Linked DNA regions of Homo sapiens: region 1 is linked to region 2. The links are chromatin loops, found by intact Hi-C in ENCODE. Cell type or tissue: chondrocyte. All regions are shown on one strand. Region 1 overlaps TAFA5 (TAFA chemokine like family member 5). Region 2 overlaps TAFA5 (TAFA chemokine like family member 5).

What was found. Hi-C counts contacts between places; a loop is a spot of excess contacts. Peaks named below come from ENCODE experiments on the same cell type or tissue, not always from the same donor. Only the 100,000 strongest peaks of a DNase experiment are listed, where the experiment ranks them.
Region 1: it touches region 2 in a loop (4-fold over the local background); 2 of 110 quality-filtered maps call a loop at or near these places.

Annotation. Positions count from the first base shown.
Region 1 is chr22:48,688,239-48,696,238 of GRCh38, reverse strand. The region is part of intron 2 of TAFA5 (TAFA chemokine like family member 5); the gene reads right to left. Among named protein-coding and RNA genes, the nearest start is that of MIR4535, 88 kb to the left of the region's middle. In chondrocyte, no CTCF peak of the experiment used is centred here; no DNase peak of the experiment used is centred here.
Region 2 is chr22:48,742,481-48,750,480 of GRCh38, reverse strand. TAFA5 (TAFA chemokine like family member 5) reads right to left here. Exons shown (of 4, transcript NM_001082967.3): 4 at 1-642. The coding sequence ends at 634. Among named protein-coding and RNA genes, the nearest start is that of MIR4535, 34 kb to the left of the region's middle. In chondrocyte, no CTCF peak of the experiment used is centred here; DNase peaks (open chromatin) are centred at 570, 3,490, 4,564, 6,060 and 5 weaker places.

The sequences.
Region 1 (8,000 bases), 54 kb after region 2:
GCGTCTGCAGAGCTCAGGCCCGGGTGGCTGGCACAGTCTCCTTCCTCCCCAGCCTCAGTGTGGGTGTGCAGGGGTCTGAGGGTGGGCAGCCTGCGCCACTTCTCCCATGGCACCCGCCCATCGAACCCCGAGACTGGGATGTACAGCTCTGATTTCACATGCCTCTGAATTCTACGGACCAGGGGTCCGGGGCAGGTGGGGTTGAGGGTCTGAGTGGACCCCAGTTGACCCAGCTCATCGAAGTCCCAAACAGCCTATATGCTCTCGAGTGCTGACCCTCTGCGTCCTGTCTGTGTGGTGGTCAGCAGGATGGCTGTGTGGCCCTGTGGTGCTTGAAAGCCCTACACTAGGGACTGAGTGATGCTGTATGCAGAACTTGAAGCCAGCCACGCTGACTCCCCTCGCCAGGACTCTGGTGACGCCAGAGGGCCCGCCTATTTTTTTCCAGCACCAGGAAGCCCCAGCCAATCTCTCAAAGAGTCGGCAGCTCAGGAAGGTGCCCCTGCTGCCCACACCCTGGCCAGGTGCCCTTGCCCACCCCCAAACCTGAGAACCACACAACCCATGAAACCCATGAAGAGAAGCCAATTGTCCATAGGACTGTTCCTTGGTCTGACGTCACAGGGAGGAACATGCTGGCTACTCCAGGGGAACAGACAGACAGGCACAAGTGGTGCTCCTTTGCCTGAGACCGTGGCCATAACATTACTCAGCTCAACACCCAAGCCCCGAGGTGCTCATGAACGGCAGGCTTCCCTTGGCAATAAACTTTCCTCATTTCCATTAACACAGAGTTGCTTGCTGTACTCAACAGCTTGGAAAAATGAATCATCCAGAACAAAACCAGTGAGATTCCAGGAGAAATCTTTGGGCATTTACTCAGATATCGTCAGAAACACATCTCAGCTGTCTGAGCTGGGGAGGCTGCTCTCCCTGGCAGTGTCTCACCCAGAAGAGTGTCCCTCGAGTCTCCCAGATCTGGCTGGTGATGGAGGATTCAATCAACAGCATGGGAAAAGGAGTGGGCAACGTTAATACAGACAAATACATACAAATCACACACACACACACAATGTGCACACATACACAAATGCACAAGCACTCAATGCAGACACACAAAGACACACACACCACCTGGCCTCACGAAGTCAAATGGAAATGGGGTATCTCAGAGGTACCACAGAAGAACCCACAGGCAGTAAGTCCTGACACAGGCACTGAGGACGGTCACTGTGAAACCATCTCTGCAGGGCACGTTTGAAGCTCACAGGAGGGCTCAGGGCTCCCGTTTCTGCCCGATGGGAGGCAGCACTTTGAGGCCTGACCTCCCCAGTGGTCCCAGCCTGGGGCAGGAAGGCTCACAGGCAGGTGGGGGTGGAAGTCTGGAGCGGCGGGGGGTGGGGGCGGAGGTCGGAGCGGCGGCGGGTGGGGGCGGAGGTCTGGAGCGGTGGGGGGTGGGGGAGGAGGTCTGAGCGGTGGGCAGCCCTTGGTGGTCTTGGAGCTGCTCACAGGCAGCCTCCCCCTGTAGGTCAGCCCTTGCCAGGGCACTGTGGCCCGGGGACACAGAGAACATCAGATGAGGCACTGCCCGGGAGCAGTACCAGATACCCACAGGCTTGGTGACTTGTGACCAGCACATGGGGCAGGGAGGAGGCTTTTGGGGTGAGCGGACACAGCCGGGCTTCCTGGGCTCAGGGCTCAGGAAAAGGCAAACAGGCCCAGAGCACTGGCTGGGAAGCGCCCGTGTTTCTGGGAGGAGTCTCTGTCCCACACCTCCAGAAGAGCCTCCTGCACTCCGGAAGGGCCCCACTCGAAACGTCAGAGCCCAGACACACCAGGAAACGCGCAGGGTGTCCCAGCAGTGCCAGCCTTCCCTGGGGCTATGCCACACAGTCATTTCTACGTATTTGTGTGTATTAATGTTGACCACCCCTTTCCCCAGCTTTCTGAGCGTTGGGGCCCTTGGACAGCTGCCGACTGTCAGGGCCGCCCTGCTGGTCCTCCCAGGGACTGGTATGCTCATTTATTACTGGAATTTTATTATTGATTTCTACCTATGGGGAATCAATTAGCTTCATCTTCACATTACAGAAGAGGACACAGAAGCTCAGAGAGCTCAAGAAGTCTGCCCAAGGTCACACGGCTTACAAGCGGTGATGCTGGAACATGGATGCAGTCAGCCTCCGCGTGGCCTGTGGGCAGGGACCTCAGAGGGGCCCACGGGCTTCCTGAAGAAAGAGGAGAAGCCGACAGCCCAGTGGAGATGCTGAATCGTCTACAGAAGACAGGAGGGTGGCATTCTGGAGCAGGGGACCCCACAGTTTCCCCACCCGGCGGAAACACCCGGGGCACCATCTGTCAGCTGCGTCCATCTGAGATGGCATAGTCAGTAAGATGGGTATAGGTGGCCATGGCTGACCACACCCCACAGCTGGGTCAGGATTGTGGCCTGGAAGATGCAAAGCCCAGGGTAGGCTGGAGGGTTGGGGGAGGCCCTCAGAAACCAAGGCCCGGAGCAGGACTGAGAGAGAGTAGGAATGAGGCCTGGAGCAGGACCAAAGCCCGGTGTGGTGCGGGACTGAGACAGAGAGAGAGCAGGAATAAGGCCCGGGGCAGGACGGGACGAAGGCAGAAAACAGGACCAAGGCCCAGAGCCGGACCAGGGGTGGGAACAGAGTTCCCTGAGCTCCAGGCCCAGCCGCCCCTCCTGCGGGCCTCACCTGCTGGTCTCCTCTGGGACCTCAGGCTATGCTTCCTCATCTACCCATGGTTGAGTCACAGCCATCTGCAAGAGTCGCAGTCCCTCCTTTACTGCCTGCACGGGCTGCACTATGACGCGCACGGATCTCCGACTCACCTGGCCATTCCCGGTGGTGGTACATTTCGGGTGTTTGTGCTTTCCTGGTTTTTCCCTCTTCCTTTCAATTACTCTCTTAGGGCAAATTTCTGGGAGCAGAATTATGGGATGAAAAGGTCTGAGCATTTTCATGGCTCTGGACTCATCCTGCCAGGCTGCTCTGAGGACGAGTGAGGCCCCGTCACTGAGGCCCCTCCAGGCAGACAAGGACGTATTTTCCAGCAGAGGCTTCGACTCGAGGTCACGTCCTGCGCTCAGCTACTGGGAATCCGAGTGGGCGGACAGGGTCGAAGGGCAGCGTTCCAACGGCCTTGGGCCTGAGTAAGTGCCCTTGACAAACACGCTGCTGAGTTCTGCTGAGTTCTGTGAATAGTGAGCACGGGCTCGCGGAGTTCTTACACTGTTCTCAAGATGACGGGGCCCAAGGCGCCGCCGATGCCCTTCCTGCCTCAACGGTGCCCCATCCCTGAGGTGGCCTGGGAGGGGCTCCTGAGGTCCCAAGCAAGCTCTGGGCTGTTCCTGGCCTGGGCCCAACGGGGCCTGAGGTCGGTGACTGAGGACACACGGCTGCTTCCCATTCTGACCTTCCTGGGAACACGCCCCTCGTATGGCCACCTGCACACCGTCACGAGGCTGTCTAGATACGTATGCGTTTTAAATACTACTCCACATGCTGGAGAGCTCTGCGGAGTTCCCCATCCTACAGCACTGCTGTGCCCTGCTGCCACTGCCATCATCATTTATGGGATTCATTTCATATCCTTAACCTTCATCAGACTGTCAGGCTATGACTGAATCCTCTTTCAAAAACCAGGTAAGGGCAGGCATGGTGGCTCAGGCCTGTGATCCCAGCAATTGGGGAGGTCCAGGCAGGAGGATCACTTGAACCCAAGAGTTTGAGACCAGCCTGGGCAACACGGCGAGACTCAGTCTCTTAAAAAATTAAATCAATTAAGTAAATTAAAATAAATCAGGTAAACAAAATTGCCTCTAATGGTCCCAAAATATGCTTCTTGCCTTTCCCATGAGCACAGTCCCAGCTGCCTTGATTAAGCCTGACAGCAAGGAGGGAGGGGCCCAGGGCTGCAGCGGACCCCTGACTCTCAGCAGCCCCATTTGCTGACCTACTGCAGCCCTCCCTGCACTCTGAGGGTCTCACTGTCTGACATCCTGCAGGCTGGAGGCAGCTCTCAGGCCACAGGCCATTGCTGAAGGAAGGGAGGGTCTCCTGGGTGGGCCAGGGCTCAGGTCTCGGTGTCTTCCCAGGAAGACCCTAGCCTCCTCCCCCTGGCACACTGCCCCATCCCAGGTTCAGGGAGGAGTAAACCAGGGCCTCTCTGATTGGGGACAGGAAGGAGGCACCCAGTGTTCCTGCCCTAGGAGCTGGTGGCACAGGCCCCTTTGGAGGACGACTCAGCCCTCCAGGGCACCTAGTGTCAGCTCAGTCCATCCAAGGGGGGCTGTCTCAGGATGGATCCCGTGACAGGGACCTCCTGGAAGCAGTTGGGAGCCAACAAGCACACCTGGGAGGGCCCAGACAGTTGGGGCCCGAGTCTCCACAGGCAGCACCTCGCCATCCCACGAGACTCAACGTCAGCCGCCTGGGGCCCTCCCCGGATGTGCCCAGCACAGAGAGCCAGACACCTGGCCTTCCTCCTGAGCAGACCTGCCAAGGGGCAGGCGCCCCGTAGGGTCCACAGGTGGGGAAAAGCAGAGGTCACCTCCCAGATTATGGCAGGACTGAGCGCCTGCAGCAGGGGCAGAAGAAGAGCCTGCTCCTGGCGCGTCCTCCGTTGCCCAGCCATGCCACTGCGACTGTGAGCCTCTCCAGGCTGCGTTCCTCGCGAGGCTGCATCTGCCCTGGGTGCTCAGCACACAGGCGAACCCAGTTTGCCTCCTCACCTGCGGTCCTGGTGCCCGACACAAGGCGACCCTGTCCTGGCCACGTCTCCATCTTCCCTCTTAGGCCTTGCTGGTTTTGTTACTCAGTAAAGACCGGGAGGATGACGATACCAAAAATGTCAAACGTGAAGTAAAATCTGCATCAGCAGCAGTCCCAGGGCTTTGGAAAGACGGCCCCGCCCATCCTTCCATCAGACCCTTACAGCCACGAGAGGAGGCGGCTCCCTACTTGGCAAACAAGGGAAGGGGCCCAGAAGTGGCCCCTGCACCTCGCACCCGAGCCAGCTTGAGCTTAGGAAGCCCACAGCCCCTGACCACCAATGGTCCCCGGGCCGCCCTGAGGCTTGCCTGGGAGCCTCAGGTATGGAGGGACTTCACCGGCCGCTGCGGCCTCAGGGACTGGCTTCGTGCTTCCTGCTTTACGGCGGGTCTCCTTGACCACTGGAGATTGACGGCGCTCAGGAGGGTCAAGCATCTTCCTGATGCTCACCTAGCTGCTTCCAGGCAGATGCTGTGGGCGCTCTCTGGACCCCATCCAGATGTGGGGTAAGCTCAGGAGGCGAGGCGTCCTCCCTCCACGACAGGCAGCTCTGTGCCTGGATCAACTCATCATAGAAGACAGGGGGCGGGGGCAGCACGGCCCCCCAAGCCTGGGCTGACATAGGTCAGCCCACAGCCTCCTGGGCAGAGGCCAAGGCCACTCATTGGGGCTGTACTTTCCGTGTGCCTCAGGTCACGTCCAGCTTGAGGGACACAGGCCTGTCCCCAAGAGCTCTGATTACATCAGTCCAAGATGCTACACTACAGAGAGGGAGTCCACAGGGCAGCCAGGAGGGCTCCCTAGAAGAGATGAGGTTTAAAGGGTGAATTGCCCACAAAGATAAGAGGGTGACAGCACAGCAGGCAGGAAGGGCCTGCAGGAGGATGCAGGGGCCCTGGCCCTGGCGATGGGCTGGTCATCACTGTAAGCCTGTGGGAGGGCCAGCACCTGGGATCTCGCTACAAGCATGGAGGGGCTGGAGAGGCCAGTAGGGTGGAGGCTGCACACTGGGCACACAGGCCCTGGTACGGCTGTGTGGCTGATACACGTCCCAAAGAGCCACAGTCCTCCATAGCCCCGGCCCTCACACCTGCCTATCACACCCAGACCCACTTTCTGGAATGTGGAGTCCACTCAAGGTGGTTCTCTGTGGGTCTCCAGCACACAGTTACCACCTGGGCCAAGGGGTCATTGTGTGAACACAAGGAGATGGGGTGGGAGAAGGGTCACATCCAGGAACCCGCTGGGAGCCCCGTCCCCTTGCCTGGCAGGCTGAGGACAAATGCAGTTATGAGCATCTTTCCATGCAGGAGGGGTGGGGGGAGCACAGGCCCCTGGCCTCCAGCTGATGCCACAGGGCAGGGTGGACATCTCCACATCCACTGACCCCAGCCAAGCCCACCTCCCCCAGTGCTGTGAGGCCACCTGTGATGGACGCCAGGCCACCAGGGAAGAGGTTGCAAGGCAGAGCGGTGTACAGGGAGCGCTCCCTTGCCGTATCCCTCATCCTGGAGGGACTGGCTCCTGGGGGCAGCAAGGACCTTGCTAGTGACTGAGGGAAGCACCCAGCCAGGCTCAGAGACACTTACACCAACCGGGGACAGGAAAGAGGGTGGTGCAAGGAAGGCCCAAGGCTGTGGCCCCCCTCACCTGTTATGCCAATGATACCAGCCCATCAACCTGCTCTTTCCTGCACAGTCTGGCCCCAGCCCCATGAAAGCACAGCTGGGCTGGCCCAGGGAGCTGGGGTGAGTGGGTGGGGGACAGGCCAGTCTGTCCGCCCGAGGGGCTACACGGGTGACCTAGGACCCCAAACTGAGAGCCAGTGAATAACATCGGCTCAGACTCGGTAAAGCAGCAGGGCCTCAAGATTGAGCAACATCTCACGTCACCACTTTGTCTCCACCCAGAGGACTTGCTCTCAAGTCTGCGCAGGTTCCTCAGGCGTCAGAACCCGACCCTGTGCTTCTGGCCCTGGGTCTGAGGGTACAGGCTGGCCTTTTCTGGGGTGAACGTGTCCCAAGTCAGGGAATCGCTAAATCCCTCTCAGAACTCAGAGCCTGAGGACAAGGCAGACGGGGGTGCTCCAGATGTGGACCCGAGATGTGGGGTTTGCAGGTGGGTGAGAGGCGCCCCATCTCTGGGGTGGGGGTCAGACCCGGTAACGTGTCTACGTCCATCTGCTCCACACTCCCCGCTGCATACGGCGTGCAGACCAGAGGAAGGGTTCCACGCGTTTTTGAAAACCGCGCCTCCCTAACTGCTCTAGCCATCTTGCACATTTGCAGCTGAAGACTTCTGTGAGTACGGGGTCCTCCTGGGAGGCAGGTGCAGAGGCTGGAGGGACCCACACCAAGGACATACATAGGCCATTTCATGTTGTGCTTAGCAGTTAAACTGCAGCACATCAACAAAGGTTTTCTCTCTCTTTTTTTTTTTTTTTTTTTCCGAGACAAGTCTTGCTCTGTCACCCAGGCTGGAGTGCAGTGGTGCGATTTTGGCTCACTGCAACCTCCACCTCCCAGGTTCAAGTGATTCTCCTGCCTCAGGCTCCCAAGTAGCTAGGATTACAGGCATGCGCCACCACACCTGGCTAGTTTTTTATATTTTTAGTAGAGATGGGGTTTCACAATGTTGGTCAGGCTGATCTCGAACTCCTGACCTCAGGTGATCCGCCAGCCTTGGCCTCCCAAAGTGCTGAGATTATAGGCATGAGCCACTGTGCCCAGCCCTCTTTTTTTGTTAAATCAGGACACACTGTTTCTCAGAAACTGGGAAGTCAAGACTCTCCTTTCAGCTAAGCAAGGAGCTTACTTAGAAATGAACCCAGGGAGGAGCCGGCCAGGGAAAGCCACCGTCCCCCGAGCAGCCAGGGGGAGTTAAGAGGCCTGAAGATCTGGCCCTCAGGGGGCAGGAGCCAAGACAGGGCCAAGGCCTTGGGGTGCATGAGGCTGACACAAGACAAGACTCCAGGAGAACACTGAGAAAAGGGCAGCGTGCTCTGGTCCTTGCTATTCAGTGCTGATCTGTTAATCACTCAAAAAAGAAAAATCTGCAAAACCCAGATTACATCTTAAAATTAGATAAAATTTTCTTTCTACAACTTCTAGACAGCATAATTTAGTGGGAACAGTCTTGATAATTATTTTTTCTTTAAATAGTTACAGTAGAATGTATTAATTTTCAAGATGGCTCTCTGAT
Region 2 (8,000 bases):
TGCTCCTGGGGTGGAGGCCTCCACCACGGCCGCCCTCTCCGCTCCGCCGGGGCCACCAGCATGTCTCTGCCACCATTGCCCTCCCGCCCGCACAAGCGACCCCAGGGACCCTGACAGTGAGGGTGCGTCCAGGTTCAGATAGATTTTGCTCTTTGGTCTATGGAGTATACTGAAAGTATAAGAAAATAAAAGCAATTCGGACAGTCTGGGGCACGGGAGGAGGCCGCTTCTGTGCCTGACAGTCCCCTGGGGCAGGCGTCGTGTCTCAGGCGGGCTGGGCTGCAGCCTTCTGTGGCTGCCGGAGCTGCCTCCTCCTCCTCCTCCTCTGAGGACAGCAGGGCCAACGCCACGGTCGGCGGGGGCTGGGCGCGGCCGGGCTCCCACAGACTGCGTATTGCTGATGCCAGGTGCCGCCCCCCGCCTATGTGTCTGAGTCCGGCCTCCTCGGGTCGGCTGGACAGACCGAAGCTCAGGATGCCAAGGCCTGAGGCCGTCCTTCACGGACCACAGGGAAACGGAGTGGGCGGGCGGCAGAGAACGGGTGAAGTCCGAGGCGAGTGGAGAACTGTGGCTGAGACGTGGGCTCTCCAGGGAGCCAAGGCCACTCCCGGGGCCCCTCAGGGGCTGTGTTTGTCAGGAGACCTGAGGAGCAAAGAGAGAGAGAGGGTGAGCCTCCTGCAGACGCTGCCCAGGGCCACAGGGAACACAGGCTCCTCTTCCCTCCCCGGCTCCTGCCAGCCGGCCTCCTGGAGGGCCTGAAACGAAGAGCTCATCCTCAGTGCTGTGAGGGACATCCAGGCCACCAGACAGTGCCCCCAAATCCCCACCCTTCCTTGTGTCTCGGGAGAGTGGGGCGCCCTCTGTGCACGACCTGGAGGGGCTGTCAGCCTCGGCCAGAGGCCTTCCCACCCCACTTGCCGGCTTCCTTCCTCTATGCAGCCATATCACTTTGCCACTCCACAGCTCAAGAACCATCTGTGGCTCCCTATTCCCTGTATCCAATTCAAACCCCTCCCAGCTTCCTGGGCCTCTGAGGCCACAGACTGCAGAGCTCACCCAGAATGGTCGCTGCAGGCTGGGGGACCTGGCCGCACCCCCACCACGGAGCCACCCTCCCCTGGCCATCCACGCCGGGCCTCTACAGGTCTGTGTGCCATTCCCGTGGCTGCCCAATCAAATGACCACATACTGGGGGATGGGGATCTGAAAGAGCAGTTAGTTCTTCTTGCCCAGACTCAAGGTGTGGACAGGGCCTGTTCCTGCTGGAGGATCTGAGGGAGGGTCCACTCCAGGCCCCCTAGGGGTTTCTGGTGCTCCAAGCAATCCTCAGTGCTCCTTGCCCGGGAGACGCATCGTCCTGATCTCTGCCTCCATCCTCACACGGTCCCCATGTCGACACAGACCCTGTCCCATCTGGCCCCGGGAGTATTCTCTTCAACAGGAGGCAGAGGCCCTGGGGCTCAGCTTCCCCCTGACACTCACCCTTTCCCTGGGCCCCAGGCAGCCCTGAGAATCTGCCCTTGAACCGACCTTGGCCAGGAAACTCATCATGGGACCCTGGCCCTGCTGAAAGTTCTGAGCCCACCCTGATGCTGTCTCCTGGGCGGGCACCTCCAGGCACCTGCCCACCTGGGTTAGGCCTCATCTGCCTTGTGTTAAATTCCTTACTCAGCCAGGGGCGGTGATGATGAGGGTCTCGCAACTGCAGGGCCTCCCCAAATCCCAGGTTCCGTCAGGGCCAGGGGTCATCTCCAGCACCCTGGCCAGCTGCGGTTCCTGAGCTCCTGGGCGCCAGTCACTGCTCTGGGAACGACCTTGCCGTCACCTTGTCATAGCCTCGTCTACCCAACGGGGCTGTGGGATTAGAACCCACACTCAACAGGACCTGAGGCTCAGGGGTGAGGGGACCTGCCCCGGGGACAGAACAGCCCCATGGCACACCTTTGAGACAGGGAGCCTCAGACGCCTTCCCAACCTGGCTTCCTGGAGCTGCCACCACGGCCGTTCTGCCTGTGGCCCAGCCAGCCCTCTCTGCCTGTGGACACTTGTGGCCTGGGTCACAGCTGGTGTGTCTCCTCACTGCACCCCTGGGGCCTGGAAAGGAAGCTGGCTCTGAGCTCCCCTCTGCTGGGTCCACGGGCGCTCGGTCATCCACAGTCCAAGGCCAAGGCCTGTGTCCTGCAGTCTGCAGCCGTTGTTCCAGAACCCAGTCCCCAGAGGGCTCAGAATTGGCCCCAGAGTGAGCTTGCCATCACACCGGGCTGTGGATGCCCAACAAGCTGGCATGAACGGTGTGGTCCCTAGCTGCCTGCTTCACCTGCGGGCACCTGATGCTTGGCCCACACAAGCCTTTCCATCAGGAGTGACCGGAGGGCGTGGTCCTGAGCCTGTGGAGCGCGTGTTCAGCTTACATAAGAGGTTTACCCTGTGCTCAGACACAAACAACAGAACCAAACCTCCCAGCTCCATTCATCCAGGTAAATGATACTTTCTCTTCCTCACTAGAAGTTTCCATCTGACGTTAAGGTCAGGAGGAGCCTGCTGTATGAAGGAACACGCTATTCTTTTTTTTTTTTTTTTTTTTTAGACAGAGTCTTGCTCTGCTACCCAGGCTGAAGTACAGTGGTGCGATCTCGGCTCACCGCAACCTCTGCCTCCCCCGTTCAAGTGATCCTCCTGCCTCAGCCTCCTGAGAAGCTGGGACTACAGGCATGCGCCTCCATGCCGGGCTAATTTTTATATTTTTAGTAGAGATGGACTTTCACCATGTTGGCTGGGCTGGTCTCAAACTCCTGACCTCAGGTGATCCGCTCACCTTGGCCTCTCAAAGTGCTGGGATTACAGGCATGAGCCACTGTGCCTGGCCAGAACACGCTGTCCTGAATGGAGCCCATACTAAAGGTTCCAGTAAACAGTAAGAAGAAAGCAGCAAGACAGCGTGAAGACCATGGTGCCACCTCCACGGACCCCTGGGACGAGGGACACTGTATCTTGGGAAAAACCCAAGTGGAATCAGGGAGGCCACTCTGGAAATACATACCGAATCCCAGCCATGTTCAGGAAGCCTTTGGCTTCTTTCCTGGGGCTGCTCCCTGAAGGTGCAGAGCCAGGTCACAACCAAGGCCCCAACGCTTCCTGCACCCCAAGGCCAGGTCCACGAGAAGGGCTGGAGCGGCTGTGGTTGGTTGCTGCTGTTCAAATCACCATGCAGAACATCAGGGACTCAGGCTACAGGGCATTCATTCTAGCAATCCCAGCAGGCGTCCTGAGCTGCAGCAGGTCATCTTCACAGGGAACCTTCTCCAGTCCCAGGGCCCCTTAGTTCTTAGGCTGAGCAGCAAAGTGCATTAGGGCAGGGCAGGGCCGGGCGGGAATGGTGACACCATGGTGGCCTCCAGTCCTGTTGGCTCATGGTGTCCACTCCCCTGCCCTCCGCCCTCCTAGCCTGTGAACCACTCCTTCCTGGGCTCCAGGGCGTTGAGCCCACTCTGTAGGGTATGGGCGAGGGTCCTACTGGAAGGGAGGTGCTGGCCACCAGCCTCCTGAGGACATGGGGGTCCGGTACCCATCAGGCTGGTGAGCTGCCTGAGGATGGCTGCCGGGGTGGGACGGGGAGCTCAGCAGGCACCAGGCCCCAGGGGTGCGGAGCAGGCTGACCCTCTGCTGAGGAAGCAGGCTGCCATCCCAATCCACCCTGATGACAGGTGACGAGGCCCCTCCGGCTTCTGTCCTGTAACAAGGCTGGACTAGGCTGCCACCTGGTAGGAGGCCAAGCTAGAACCCCTCTTCCCAGGGCGGGGCACACCTCCCGGGTCCGAATGCTGCAGCAGCAATTACTATCTGAACATCCACTTACTCTCTGAGCGTCCCCCTGTGCCTCAGTTTCTCCATGTGTAAACACACACCCACTTCCTGAGTTAGTGCTATGGCTTGAAGAGATCTAATAGAGCCAGCACCACGTGAGCATCTCTCTTTTTTTTCTTTAACAAGACGGGGTCTGGCCTTGTCACCCAGGCTGGAGTGCAGTGGTGCGATTGCAGCTCACTGCAGCCTTGAACTCCTGGGCTCAAGCCATCCTCCCACCTCAGCCTCCTGAGCAACTGGGACCACAGGCACGTGCCACCATGTCCAGCTGATGTCAATGTCTCTTATGTTGAAAATGAGAGTGACGGGTGACTGGGGTGTCTGCCTGCCTGACGAGTGGGGTGCTTCCTGAACGGCACGGGGTGGAGGCCAGCCTGAAAGCCCAGAATGCCCTGGACGACTTCACTGAGAGCAGAAAGACAACACCGAGAAGGGCCAGGCCCAGTGCCAGCCAGAAACCACAAGGACAGGGGCCGGAGGCGACCAAGCTACTCAGCCCAGGCGGATCCTGGGGACACACGCCCTTTCCTTGAATGGACGCTGAATGTGCCCCAGTGAGGGACACAAGGACCCCAGCCCATCGCTGTCTCCTGGAGGCTGCATCCTGTGTGTGCAGCTCACACACCTCTCTCCCCGGGACAGTGTGCCCCTGCGGGTCTCACAGGTGGCAGCTCCCGCTCTCACGCAGGAGCTCAGCTCACCGGCCCGCCCTCCTCTGACGCGTGTGTGGTGAAGCGAGGCCTCTCAGGACCTTCCTTCCCGTGGTGCTGCCAGGAGAGGTGCCTGACACCAAGCTCCAGCCTGTGGGACCAGGGGCAGAAGAGCCACGGTTTATATGAAATCTTTGGGCCGGTGCTGACACCTCCCGGGCCCCCTCCAAGTACCCACGTGGACCACAGTGGACAGAAGAGGCATCTGACAGGAGGCACCGCTGCTGCCCCAGATGAACAGTCATCAGCTGAGACTGAAGACGGAGTGAATTCTAGGACCTCAGGTAACTCCTGTAACGCCAAAATACAGGGCTGAGCCATTGAACACTATGTCATGTGTGTGCTCAGGGTGAACCCCGGACAGGCCAGCTGCCGACGACAAAGCCGTGTGTGCCCATGCTCAGGGTGAACCCCGGACAGGCCAGCCGCCAACGACAAAGCCGTGTGTGCCCATGCTCAGGGTGAACCCCGGGCAGGCCAGCCGCCGACGACAAAGCCGTGTGTGCCCATGCTCAGGGTGAACCCCGGGCAGGCCAGCCGCCGACGACAAAGCCGTTGTGTGCCCATGCTCAGGGTGAACCCTGGACAGGCCAGCCGCCGACGACAAAGCTGTTGTGTGCCAATGCTCAGGGTGAACCCCGGACAGGCCAGCCGCCGCCGACAAAGCCGTGTGTGCCAATGCTCAGGGTGAACCCTGGACAGGCCAGCTGCCGATGACAAAGCTGTGCCCTGTGCAATGAGCCTGCTCCACCAAAGAGCCAGGACTGGGTAGCAGACTCGGGTTCAGGGCTCAGGGCTGCTGAGACACCCTCACAGGCTAATGGTCCCAGGGATGAGACAGAACCCACTCCTGCCGGGCGCAGTGGCTCACGCCCGTAATCCCAGCACTTTGGGAGGCCAAGGCAGGTGGATCACCTGAGGTCAGGAGTTCGAGACCATCCTGACTAACACGGTGAAACCCCGTCTCTACTAAAAGTACAAAAGCAGGCCATGGTGGTGCATGTCTGTAATCTCAGCTACTCGGGAGGCTGAGGCAGGAGAATCGCTTGAACCTGGTAGGCAGAGGTTGCAGTGAGCCGAGATCGTGCCACTGCACTCCAGCCTGGGCAACAAGAGTGAAAACTCTGTCTCAAAAAAAATAAAGAAAAGAAAAAAAGGAACCCGCCCCCTGCCTCCCAGGGCTGCGGAAGCACAGAGAAAAAGATGTTCGTAAAGGTGCTCTGGAAATGTAAGAAACCACCCAAGTTAGGACCGTGTCGCCGGAAGAGCACACAGGTTTAGCACCGCTCTCTAACGAGGAGGCTGTGTCTGCAGAGCGACTTTGCCGAGTGCCCTGCAAAGCCCATTTCCCCAAGGCTGCAGGGCTGAGGGAATCAGTGGGGGCTCTACAACTTGACTGGGACCCGGCTCCAATCCCACGAACCACACGGGTCATGGCCTGGGGAGGGCCACCAGGTATCGATGCCTCCAGGCCTTCCCTGCTCGCCACACCGCTCCAGCCTTCATCTCACGAGACTCCAAAAACATCTCCTTTTCAGGAGGTGAAGCTGCCCAAGGGTGGCCCTCATCTGGGGTCACCAGAGAACCACAGTCTGTGGCCCCCACCTTGGAGCCTGAGTCAGCCACCCTCTACAGAGCGATGCTCAACGCACAGGGCCCAGAGCTCCCCTCGGTCTCCTTGATCCCACCAAGAAATGTCAGGGACTAAGGGCCATCATGGAGCCAGCATCGTCCTTAGGGCCAGCCCCTTCCTCACGGCCGAAGACACACATTCTGGGAACGAGGCCACCCCCGTGCCGTGGGGCTGCACAAGTGCAGGGTTCAGGGATGACTCCATCTCGACAGAACAGCCTTGGCAGGCGCAACTCGGAGCTTCCCCGACGGCAAACCCAGCCCTAGGACTGAAACTACGCAGAAAAATTAACAAGTAAAATCCCCCAAACTCATCACGACTGGTGTGATCACTGAAGCCAGACACAGTGCCCCAGGCCACCAAGCAACACTCGGCTGCTGTAGGGCAGGTGGGGGCATCGGCTGAGGAATGTGCGGACGGATCATCTGTTTATCTGTCAAACATTTATCCATCTGCCATAAACAAGGCACCTGACTCAGGAGGGCGGCAAAGACGAATGCAGGCAGGGTTCTTTCCCTCAGGGTAGAGGAGCTCCCCCAACACAGCTGGGCTGGCAGATTGGACATCAGAGACGTCAGCGCCTCGGCTGCCCACGGCGGGGCCCAGCTCCCCCACAGTCCGCTCCTGGCCGTGGTACGCCGGAATGAGGACGCACCTGGCAGCCCTCCCCCTCCTCCATGAGCTCAGGAATGAAGACTGTGCTGTACTAGACTTAGTCCTCTGTTGAGGCTGAACTGTGTTCTACAGTAACAGACATGAAGATCCTGACCCCATACCTGTGCATGGGGTCTTACTTGGCAGCAGGTTCTAGCAGATGTGATCGAGTTAGAATGGGGTCGTATCAGATTAGGGTGGATACCACTCCCTTACAGGGAGAAGGAAATCTGGACTCAGGGCAAACACACAGAGCAGCAGGCCCCATGCAGACAGAGACAGAGGCGGGAGCCACGCAGCCACAGCGGCTGCAAGAGGCAGGGAGGACCCTCTGCTGGAGCCTCCCAAGGGAGCACGGCCCAGCAGACACCGTGACCACAGACGTCTGGACCCCCGAACCGGAAGAATGGCAGGAGGAGGCAGGGAGGACCCTCTGCTGCTGCCTCCTGCGGGAGCACGGCCCAGCAGACACTGTGACCACAGACGTCTGGACCCAGAACAGTGAGAACGGGTTTCATGGTTTGAAGCCACCGGGTGTGTGGCATTTTGTTCCAGCGGCTCCCGGAGACTCACACAGCTTGGACACTGTGCCTGACCCGAGTGAGTCCTGGGGATGTTGACTGGAATCCGGGGGCTGCTGAGCCTGCGTCCCAGGGCTGGGCTGAGGGCGGGGCCAGGCAGCATTGCCCCAACATGTCCGCACTGTGGGGGCCCCGCGTGTGGGCTGCATGGAGGCAGCAGAGGGCCCTCCTCACACCGTCAGTCCCTTGGGCTTCATCGCACCTGAGCTCCCAGCTGGGGACTCAGCCCCGCTGAGCACCCCAGGCCATCTCTCCTCTTCTAATACACCATGCTGCCCAGTCCACCATAATGCCTGCTCCACTGTGCTGCCGGCTTCACCACACCACCCGGCCCACCACGTCGCCTGGTCCATCACACTGCCCGGTCTACCACGTTGCCTGGTCCACCATGCGGCCCGGTCTACCACGTTGCCTGGTCCACCATGCGGCCCGGTCCACCATGTCGCCTGGTCCATCACGCTGCCCAGTCTACCACGTTGCCTGGTCCACCATGCGGCCGGGTCCACCACGTCGCCTGGTCTGCCACGCCACCGGGTCCACCACAACGCCCGCTCCACT